Linked DNA regions of Homo sapiens: region 2 is linked to region 1. A link is a contact called in ENCODE Hi-C or POLR2A ChIA-PET data. All regions are on one chromosome and are shown on one strand. The core of a region is the stretch at or near the end of the contact, and the rest is flanking DNA. Distances in the headings are between cores, read along the strand shown.

What was found. A loop is a pair of places that touch in the nucleus more often than their neighbours do. ChIA-PET counts read pairs that join two places held with the same protein, here RNA polymerase II (POLR2A).
Region 2: a map with no recorded cell type shows a loop between it and region 1 (1.9-fold over the local background). The contact joins two enhancer-like sites. A Hi-C loop is called at or near these places in 1 of 37 single-sample maps with no recorded cell type. POLR2A ChIA-PET finds 5 or more read pairs at or near these places in 5 of 52 experiments (AG04449, GM12878, HepG2 and 2 more).

What each region holds. Positions count from the first base shown.
Region 1 is chr16:19,599,786-19,605,614 of GRCh38, forward strand. VPS35L (VPS35 endosomal protein sorting factor like) reads left to right here. Exons shown (of 31, transcript NM_020314.7): 9 at 1,879-1,938. Among named protein-coding and RNA genes, the nearest start is that of VPS35L, 47 kb to the left of the region's middle. Within about 2 kb of position 1,771, at least 2 of the 41 ENCODE cell types and tissues checked have a DNase peak (open chromatin) inside an H3K27ac peak, as active enhancers do.
Region 2 is chr16:19,860,214-19,865,714 of GRCh38, forward strand. It overlaps GPRC5B (G protein-coupled receptor class C group 5 member B), which reads right to left. Exons shown (of 4, transcript NM_016235.3): 3 at 1,624-1,760; 4 at 1-331. The coding sequence ends at 287. Among named protein-coding and RNA genes, the nearest start is that of GPRC5B, 22 kb to the right of the region's middle. RefSeq lists enhancers at 446-1,027, 1,608-2,188. Within about 2 kb of position 1,823, at least 4 of the 41 ENCODE cell types and tissues checked have a DNase peak (open chromatin) inside an H3K27ac peak, as active enhancers do.

The DNA of each region.
Region 1 (5,829 bases), core at 521-3,020:
ATCCCAGCACTCTGGGAGGCTAAGGCAAGCAGATCACTTGAGCCCAGGAGTTCAAGACCTGCTTGGGCTGGGAATATAGGGAAATCCCATCTCTACAAAAAAATAATTAGCCAAGCATGGCAGCGCATACCTGTGGTCCCAGCTACATAGGAGGCTGAGGTGGAAGGATTGCTTGAACCCAGGAGGTGGAGGCCGTAGTGAGCTGTGATCACGCCACTGCACTGCAGCCTGGTGCCAGAGTGAGACCCTGTCTAAGTGAATGAAGGAATGAATGTAGATAGGAAGGTATTTAGGTAGGTGGCTCATACTAGGAGAAGCACCTGGGTGGAACCTCTTAGCTTGGCTGGCTTCCTTCACTTAATCCTGCCTGATCCCACGTTCTTTAACCTGAAATGATCTTTGTATTTTCCTGTCTCTTTTTCCATGTATGGACAAGCTGTGTTGTTCTTTATTGCCCTGAATAAAGGGTTATGAAAAAAAAAAAAAAATCTCATAGAGGGAAATACTTTCACATTGAAGGTGACTTAGGAGAGCTTAGAAAATGAATAAGGACTCTAATTTTTTACTTCCACATATTGATAACATTTTGAAAATACATGCACAGAATAAATAAAACTTTTGATACCAGTTTAGGGGTCCAGGCTGCCTACCTGTTGTGTAGAGTTTTATTGGAACGCAGCCACATCAATTTGTTTGCACATTGTGGCCACTTTTATGCTACAGTGGCAAAGATGAGTCGTCAGGAAAGTGACCCATGACCTACAAAACCTCTAGTATGTTCATCCATCCAACAAATATTGAGTACCCCCTGTGTGCCAGGCACTGATCAGTACTAGGAATATGTCAGTGAACAAAACAAGCACAAATCTCTGCCTTTGTGGAGCTTGCATTCTAGTTGAATCTCAAATTCTGAGGCTTCTAGGGACCAGGCAGGTCACATAAAAGAGTGAAAAGCACGCTGATGATGAGAGACAGTAGGGGGTGGTTGAGACTGGCAAACTGGTTAGTGTATATGCCATTTCAAGGGGCAGCTACTAATTTGCTCTAGCTGTGTTATCCTATAGAGATATCGCCACATTTTTGACATATTTTATGTGAAGAAGGAGAAAATATGGCATGTGAGTTCTCCCAAGTTGTAGAGTTTGTTTTAGTTTTTGTGTTTGAGACAGGGTCTTGCTCTCTCACCCAGGCTGGAGGGCAGTGGGTGATCATGGCTCACCGCAGCCTTGAACTCCTGGGCTCAAGCAATCCTCCCACCTCAGCCTCCCAAGTAGCTGAAACTACAGGCGTGCACTGCCATGCCTGGCTAATTTTTAAATTTTTTGTACATACCCTGTCTCACAGTGTTGCCCAGGCTGCTCTTGAACTCCTGGGCTCAAGCAGTCTTCCTGCCTCGGCTTCCCAAAGTGCTAGGATTACAGGTGTGAGCCACTATGCCCAGCCTCTTCCAGTTTTTACGTGTTGGTAACCAATTCAAAAAATGTTAAAACACTTTGTGGGCTGTTGTGTGTTGTGGAGTGGCCATGCACAACTGGTCACAGGCTGGATTCAGCCCGTGGGCTGCCTGTTTTCACCTCTGGCCTAGCATGGAGTGTGGACCATCGTCTGAGTGGATGGAGATACTTGAGACTCCTTTAGATTCCAAAGGGTAAAACGATCACTTTTCTGCCTTTCAAAGAAAGTAAAAGTCTACTGGAAAAACTAAAAACAAAACAAAAAAAATGTGGCTTAAAATCTGTCCCACCAGGTGGCAGCATACCATCACAAGTTAAAGCCTGTCTGGGCGATGATAGCTCTGGGTCCCTAATTAACAAACATTTATTTACTGTTTGCTCCTGAAGAGTGTGATACTAACACCATCTGTCCTTTTCCTCCCAGGAAAGCTCGTGTACGAGCGCATCTTTTCCATGTGTGTGGATAGCCGCAGCGTCTTACCAGGTAATGTCGCAGCTGTTCCTGGGGTGTCATTCTGCCCTGGAGTCAGGACTAGAAGGCTTTTATTGAGTCAGGATTCATTGAAGCTTGATAAAGGTTTTAATTTTGGGTGTGTTAAAGTAAAAGAAACACCTTTGAAGATTTCTGATCACCTCAGTCTTCTAAAAACATTAGAAGGTTTCTAAATGGCCCGTGTAGGAACTCAGGCAAGTCATTTGAATCTGCAAAGGCCTCACAGTTAGATTCAGCCAAACTTTCACACGAACATATTTTCCTCTGCTGCTTGACTTTAATATTTTTCCTATGTATCGTTCCCTCCTAAGAAGCAACTTGCTTGGAAAAAAAAATCAAAAACGACTTTATGCATATTAAAGAATGATGTCAAATAGATCAATAGTAATTGATGCTTTGAATTCACAATCTATACCCAAATGATTTTGCATTAAATTGACTGTCAATCAAGTTTAAATTCCCAGGAGGTTATAATGGGACAAGTGGATGATGAATTTCTTTTGTCGTATAAATGGTAAGAATGATGTGTCTGGCAATGCAGGACTCTCAGCTGCAGCATCCTTTGCCTTTATTCCTCTTTTTAACTTCCGAGCACTGCTATGAGGAAACGTTCTCATCCGTCCAAGCTAGAGCAACCAGCTTGCTCCATTGCCGCTCCACTTCCCTCCGCTCCTGCAGTGGGGCTTCCCAGGAGGTGAATAGAAAGTGTTTGTGACAGTAACCTATAACCTGACCTATATTCTTCCTTCTTTCCTCTTTCCTTTATTCCTCCCTCTCTCTCCTCCTCTCTCTTCCTCTCCCTCCTCCTCTCCCACCCTCTCCTTTTCTCTCTCCTTCTGCTTCCTATCTGTCCATCAATCGATCAATTTATCTTTATTTAATTTTTTTGAGATGGACTCTTGCTCTGTCACCCAGGCTGCAGGGCAGTGGCACAATCTTGGCTCGCTGCAGCCTTCGCCTCCCGGATTCAAGCGATTCTCCTGCTTCACCCTCCTCAGTAGCTGGGACTACTGGTGCCTGCCACCACACCTGGCTAATTTTTGTATTTTTAGTAGAGACAGGGTTTGTACCATGTTGGCCAGGCTGGTCTCAAACTCCTGACCTCAAGTGATTCATCCGCCTCGGCCTCCCAAAGTGCTGGGATTATAGGCATGAGCAACCGTGCCCGTCCCTTTTTTTTTTTTCTATTTAATATTTTTACTTTTTCATCTTTGTAGACACGGGGTCTCCCTATGTTGCCCAAGCTGCTCTCAAACTTCTGGGCCCAAGCAGTCCTCCCACCTCAGCCTCCCAAAGTGCTGGGATTATAGGCATGAGCCACTGTGCTTGGCCTGTCTTTTTAATACTATTTAATGTGCACATTTGTCAGAAAGAAAGAGACAGAACTCAACAGGCTTTTAGGATTTTTAGCTCTTGAAGGCTTTTTAGGTCTTGAAGTGCTTTTAGGACCCATCTTGTTTCATCAGAGATGGGCAGACCCAGTACGGAAGAGTCTTGCCCAGGGCCCTGCCACCAGCTACTGAGAGCCTTGCTCTTTCTTAGTGCTGCATCTACATTGTCCAGTACAGCAGCCACTGGCCACGTGTTGCTCTTGAGCACTTGAGATGTGGCCAGTCCAAATTGAGATGTGACGTAACTATTAAAAAAGACACCGGATTTCAAAGAGTCAGTACAAGTAAAAGACGGTAAAGTAGCTCACTAATAGTGTTTATGTTGATTACATGTTGAAACGGTATTCTGGATGAATCGGGTAAAGTACATGATTAAAATTAATTTCCCCAGTTTTTGACCTTTTTAATGTGGCTCATGTGGTTTTTCTTTGGGACCCTCCACGCCACTGCGTCACACCTGTGACGATGTTTTTTCAGCAGCTCCTCCTATGTTCTGGCCATCTCAGGGTTGGAGGCAGTGATCTGGGAGAGGCAGGCAGAGGCCAGCCCAAGTGGAAAGGAAAGGCCTTCTCCGCTGGCTTGAGGATTTGGGAAATCTGAATTGTTTATTTATTTATTTATTTTTGAGATGGAGTTTCACTCTTGTTGCCCAGGCTGGAGGGCAATGACGCAATCTCAGCTCACTGCAACCTCCGCCTCCTGGGTTCAAGCGATTCTCCTGCCTCAGCCTCCCAAGTAGCTGGGATTACAGGTGTGCACCACCACACCCAGCTAATTTTTGTATTTTTAGTAGAGATGGGGTTTCACCATGTTGGCCAGGCTGGTCTTCAACTCCTGACCTCAGGTGATCCACCCACCTTGGCCTCCCAAAGTGCTGGTATTACAGGCATGAGCCACCACGCCCGGCCGAATCCATTTATTTAATATACACTTGCCAGCATGTAGCATGCTATACCATTGGCAGCAAACTTGAGCCAACAGGTGGAACTGAACCAAAATAGGTTTTTTTTTTTTTTTGGCAACAACAGCATTTAAAAAAAAATGACTTTTGATACAGGCTCTAGTTCTTCCTATTGTTATATACCCAACCTCTTAAAAATTTTCATATTTACCTGCCTGGCCCCCAGAAGCATTTGAATTTGCCTCTACTGCAATAATCTTCCTTTCTCCCAGTCTTCAGTGACTATACAAACAACATTTTAGGGCCAATTAAGGAAAAATTACTAATAACTAACTCCTTGCCTAAACTTAAAAGTTCAAAACAACAGATCAGTCCTCGTTTAGATACATTAATTATAGCACTTTTATCACTAAAATTCTTCCCTCTCCAAATAACTATTTTTGATCTTGAGCAAAGCAAATGATTTGGTTTTTTTTTCTTTAAATGATATCATTGTTTGTTTTCCTTTTAGCTAAAATCTTCATCTGCTTGTGTTAGCTCCAGTTCCAAGAACCTGAAAAGAACAGTAGATTATGTTTTTCAAAGTTGTTGGTGATCTGAGGAATGACTCTTAAGTATAATTATCATGAAAGCTTTAGAAATCTCCTGTGCAGAATTCTGCCCAAAGAGATTATGTGTGAAGAGAAATTTGGTGGCATTTGTACTCATTCTTTCCATTTAAATCAAGTTCTGTTGGGTGAATTTCATACTTGAGCCCTTTGCCTTCAGGAATTTTAACTAAGGTATAGCTCTTCGGAGTTGAGAAAGATACAGTGTCTTTTGGGTTCATGAAAATCACACACTATTAGATGTGGTCATTTTTTCCCAACAGTTCTTAATCCAGCTTATGCATAAAGAGACCATCGACTCTGAGAAGTCAAATCATTTTATTTCCAGCTTGGGAGAGATAATTTGGGTTTATTGTATTATGGTTCCCATCACCATCTTCTCAGCATTCCCATCTTCAGTTTTCCCCTGTGGCTGATGTGGGCCACATCGGGATAAGCAGTGGCCTTAACTGACCTGGCCTTTCCAGCACATGCTAACTAAGATGGTGCCAATCCCTATAACACTGTTACGTAAAGAGACCTCTCGCTGCTAGGGTAGAGACTTGGCAAATAAATGAAAGAACTAGACTCATTGGTCTCCTGCCTTCTCTTAAAATACCCACAGAAGTTCAGGTTTGAAAAAAAGCAGCACCATAAAAGAAAAATAAGTGGGAGCTAGAAAAAAAATCTCTGTTCTTTGTTATATTGAAGTGTCTTCTGAATTAATTTCCAGATTTTGAAGGAGTCCCCATGTAGCAGCCCAAGTGCTGAAGTCTAAACTGTGTCATGTCATTGCCATTCCTGTGCCCAGAACCCTTCAGGGGGTTTCCATTATGTTTAGAAAAACTCTCAAACTCCTCACCAAGGCTTCAGCCCTGTATGAACTGGCTTGTCATGCTGGCTGCTCCCCTTTCTGCTCAGCAAATTGGCTTGCTTTTTGTTCTTTGACCATAGTGAGGTTATACCTACCTCAGGGCCTTGCACTTGCTGTTTTCTTTCCCTG
Region 2 (5,501 bases), core at 573-3,072, 260 kb after region 1:
GAGCCTAATACTATTTGCAATTAGCTTTGCTTTAGTTTGCGGGGATTGAGGTTGGTCTGGTATTACGTGTCTGTGTGTGTGGCAGGGGAGGGGCGGGCAGTCGGTGTTAGCTTTTCAGTTCGTCAGTGTTCACATTTACACGAAATCCCCTTGGCTAGGATTTCCAAATTTCCTGGCTGTGAGGCGGCCTGGTTCGGCAACTGTTACCGATTTCTCCCTCAAGAAAGACACAGCCAGGGAGGCAAATCGGTAAGAGAAATTCTGATTCTCTGGAACTTAAAGTCTTTCACCAAAGGTGTCTTCCTGTGTGACTTGGCGGAGCAGTTGGGATCTGGAATAACACATAAGGATAACACACTGAGAACTCTGTGCTTTGCAAAGTCAACACTAGAAACCGATGCGTAAACAACGCGGCAAAAATAAGTTACCTTGCTTTTACCTAGATGGGTCGAATAATTCCCAGGAGAGGCAGCAATGACTGTGAGTCATGCTGCTGTGGTTCTTGGGAAGCCCAGCTCCCTTTTCTATAACCATCCACCCGTAAGGAATGTAAGTTCAACTCATTCACTTTCAGTCTTGACTATTTTTTCACACACTGGCCTTGAAGGAACCAGGAGGGCTTAAGAGTGACGGATGGGGGCTTTTCTAAGCATATTTATTATAACACACAGGCCGAATGCTTGTGAATCAGGCTTTTCTTGGCTCGGGACAATAAAACAGCCCAGTCGTTGGCAGGGGGTTTTAAGAATGCAAATCTGTGATTCTGTCTTTGAGCCTGTTCCAAACCAATGCAAACCAATGCCTAGCATACCATTCAAAAGGCCAGGAAAACCTAAATTCCCTCTAGAGATCAAAGACCATCCCTGATTTACATAAAAAAAAAAAAAAAAAGAAGAATGCTCAGGTTGAGTTATGGAGTTGGAACATGATATAAAGAATGGAAACCCAATTTACACATGTAAACTGGCTCAGACCTTGTTTCTGAAAGAAGCATGTAGCTATGTTTGGAAATTAAATGTGGAGATGAGAGTGCATCTTTGGATTGCTGGAGAAACAAAATGGTGTCATTCCAAGGAGGCAAACGTAAACAATGACAATTCTGCTGAAGGTCTGTTTGGCATCAGATAGTAGTAAACCTGCTTCTGTGTTTGAGGGAGAGAAACAGTAACTGCTTCAATTTCTTAAGACATCTCTTAGGGAATGGGAGAACCTGGTACCCAGCTGGGGAGGAGTCAACAGAGGGGTGACCGGGGACCTTAAACTAGGCTGGATGTCAGCAAAATCTGCTAGGGGCGCTCCATCATTCTGGGCTTTTTCCAAAAGTCACCTCCCAGGGACAGAGTGAAAGCCAAATAATTCACTGGGTCCAACAGCCTCAAGGATTACAAACTCTTTCAAACGAATCTACAGATGGTTTTCTAAATAGAGGTGGGTATTCTGTGTGTGGAGAAAAGGGGTAGAAAGGGAAAGAAGAAAAATAAAAGCATTGCATGCGTTTGAGCTGTGGCGGTCCTTGCAGGCCACATGGGCAGCCTCCATGGAGGAGTATGTCCCTGTTGAAGCTGCTCCCCGACACCGTAGACTCCTAGGCTTCCTACCCCCACATCACATCTTGATACTTACGGTCCCACCGTTGAGCACGACGGCCATCTCAGTTGGCTGATACACGTTGCTTCTAAACGGAGCGCTGGGTCTTTTCCCCAAGCTGCCACTGGGTCTTTTTCCCAAGCTGCCGTTGGGAAATCCTGCTGTTCGGAGAGCTGGGGGAGGGAGGGATTGGCAAGACAACATTGCCAAAAAAAAGACACAATTTTGTTTTCTTCCCCTGCAACAACAGCGCGCTCCGGGCACCCCCATCCACCCAACCCAGTGGCTCCTCCCCTTTGTCACAAGCCTGATTCAAAACAAAAGTCACAAAGGGGCTTTGTTCTCAGGCTCTCTAGGAGCCTGACCCATCTCAGTGGGTTTGGGAAAAGCTGCTGTAGAGACCAGGGGAAGGAGGCCCATGGTTGGGCCTCTGGTTCCCCCTCCAAGCCACGCAGCCTCTGCAGGCCGCGGGTGACAGGCGCCTTCTCACTACAGAAAGCCATTCATGTAAAGTTCAGCATCACACTACTCAAAACTGCTTGCTGTTTCTGGACACACACTGAGGAGGAAGCTGCTAAGAGTCTTCACTGGAAAGTGACCAGGGATGAGAACAGGGGGACTCTAACCACATGTGTAGGGTTATTCCAAACAAGAATAAAAGGGAGACCTAAAGCCAAGATGGCATGTCGGCACTTTTTCCCTCTGAAAGATGGGTAAAACCGGTGTTTCTTATTTACTGAACTTTTAGAGATTTGAACTTCCTTTTTGTTAAAGAAAAGCTAACATGAAAAGACATGGAGGAATCTAACAAACAAAAAAAAAGGGTAGAAGCCGGGCGCAGTGGCTCAAGCCTGTAATCCCTAATCCTAGCATTTTGGGAGGCCAAGGCGGGTGGATCACTTGAGGTCAGGAGTTCGAGACCAGCCTGGCCAACATGGCAAAACCCCCTCTACTAATAATACAAAAATTAGCCGGGTATGGTGGTGCACACCTGTAATCCCAGCTACTCGGGAGGCTGCAGCACAAGAATCGCTTGAACCCGGGAGGTTAAGGTTGCAGTGAGCCAAGATTGCACCACTGCACTCCAGCCTGGTGAAATTGTGTCTCACACACAAAAAGTCTTCCCTGAAGGGAGCCACTTTTCTGGCTAAAAAGCAACAAGAGAGCTTGTTTTTGCTTTTGTTTGTTTGTTTTGCAAATTACTTGGGGCAGGGACCAAAATCACCTTAGTTATACAGTTAAGCTTCACAGAGCGCCAACCAGGAGCCAGGCACTGTGCAAAGTACTTTATATATATTAACCATTAACTCATTTAATTTTCTTTCTTTCTTTTCAACTCATTTAATTTTCATCGCACGATAGCTACTTTTTTTTTTTTTGACAAGTTATTGCTGTTGTCCAGGCTAGAATGCAGTGGCACGATCATAGCTCACTGCAGCCTTGAACTCCCAGGCTCAAGTGGTCCTCCTGCCTCAACCTCCAGAGTAGCTGGGACTACAGACACATGCCACCATGCGTGGCTAATTTTTTAATATTTTTTTTTAGAGACGGGGTCTCACTTTGTTGCCCAGGCTGACTATATGTACTTTCATTATGTCCACTTTGCTTGGGGCACTTTGCTTGGGGCCCAAGGTCACACAGCTGGTAAGGGGCACAGTCAGCATTGGGACCCAGGCAAGGAATCTGTGTTCTTTTTTTTTTTTTTTTTTTTTTTGAGACAAGAGTCTCGCTCTGTCGCCCAGGCTGGAGTGCAGTGGTGCAATCTCGGCTCACTGCAACCTCCACCTGCCAGATTCCAGCGATTCTCCTGCCTCAGCCTCCTGAGTAAAGTAGCTAGGACCACAAGCACGTGCCACCATGCCCAGCTAATTTTTGTGTTTTTAGTAGAGACAGGGTTTCACCATGTTGGCCAAGCTGGTGTCAAACTCCTGACCAAGTGATCCACCCACCTCGGCCTCCCAAAGTGCTGGGATTACAGGCATGAGTCACTGTGCCCAGCTGGCATTCGATTCTTATAGGACCTCAAACCCTACTGTGAATTGTGGATGTGAGGGATCTAGGTTGCACGCTTCTTATGAGAATCTAATGCTTGACAATCTAAGGTGGAACAGTTTCATCCTGAAACCGCCCCCCAACCCCCCCGCAACCTTGATCCATGGAAAGATTGTCCGTGGTGCCAAAAAGTTTGGGGACAGCTGCTTTAGCCTACTCACATTGGATTTTTTATTACTTGCAACTTACTTCAAGAAGCCCAACTAACACCCTACCCACACCTGGGCCAGAGACAAAGGCAAGCCAGGCTCACCCACCTTGCTTAGGACCTCTCCTAAGACAAGAGGTCCCCTTAGGAATCAAAGCTCAAATGGCTGGATGCCAGCCTTTTCTTGCATAGACCCTGCATGTGATGCCAGGCTGGCCTTGCCCCCAAAGCCAACTCGGGGCCTTCTAGCAAGAAGCAAAAAGTTGTTTTAAATAGGCCTTGGCCCTAATGAGATCTGACAGCCCAAAGCCCCTAATAGAGGAAAGAACACTTTTCTTTCTTGCTCTGTTGAAAGCCAACATTTCATGTGCCTTGTTAATGCTTTCCAAGATGTGATTCGAGGTGCTACATCTCTCAGTGTATTTTAATCTTTTATCACATACCTTATGCCTTGTTGATACTTACTAATAAGCAGCAGGTGGGTGAAGTTGTATCTATCTGAGGTCTCACTCAGTGGAAGGATATAGGGTGTGGAGGCTTCTGGGGCTTGGCAAAGCCACAGGCCAGCCTGGAGAATGCCCTTCCCACCGCATGAGCATGTCAAGGATGGACTCTCAAAGGAAGAGAGCCCAAAAGGCTAAAATGCAAGAGAAACTGGGCCAACCATAGCTCCTGGGCACCGGCGATTCTGTGAGACCCAAGGGCTCAAGGATAAGGCCTCTGCCTCATGGGGCCTGGTTCCTAAAATACAAGCTGGCTGAGGTCAGCACCAAAGATGCCAACGGCTGCTCCTCCTGTGGCAAGGGAGCATGCCAGATAGTCCCCAGCCAGCAAAGCAAGGGTTTCTAGAACAAAGGCCATCTAGCCAGGACTCCAACTTAGCCTTTCTGTGGGAGCTTTGCCCGGTCTCATTTTTTTTTTTTTTTTTTTGTCAGGGTCTCTGTCTCAGGCTGGGGTACAGTGGTGTGAATACGGCTCATTGCAGCCTCGACCTCCGTAGCTCAAGTCACTCTCTCACCTCAGCCTCCCAAGTAGCAGGGACTACAGGCACACGCCACCATGCCTGGCTTATTTTTAGTTTTTTTTTTTGTAGAGACAGGGTCTCCCTATGCTACTCAGGCTGGTCTCAAAATTCCTGAGCTCAAGTAATCCTCCTGCCTCAGCCTCCCAAAGAGCTGGGATACAGTTGTGAGCCACTGCACCCAGCTTCATGTGAATTTTGGTGGACACACATTTGGGATGATTCAAAAGAAGTCTATTTTTAAAAAGGTCTGACAACACCCAAGGTTGCTGAAGAGGTGGAGAGATGGGGCTTCGATGCGTTTATCAAGGGGAAGGACAGTCCACTGGTCTACCTTTCTGGGGTGCCATCTGGCCATATGTACAGTAATTCCTCACTTGATGCCATCAAAAGGTTCTTGAAAACTCTGACTTTAAGTGAAGGAACATACAAGAGATCCTCAAATAGTGTCATTGTTTTGCTACTGAAATTGATGAGGAAAAAACTGGCTTTATTATACATCATTTCACTTAAAGTCGCAGTTTACAAGAACCTGCTAATAATGTCAAGTGAGGACTTTACTGTATCAAGATTTGAAGTGCAGGCTCTTTAACCCACATTTAGAAAAATTTTTTTGCAAGGAGTGAATTGATCAAAAGCCTGAAGATGAATGCATAAGAATGTTCATTGCAGCACTGTTTATCGTTGAGAGTC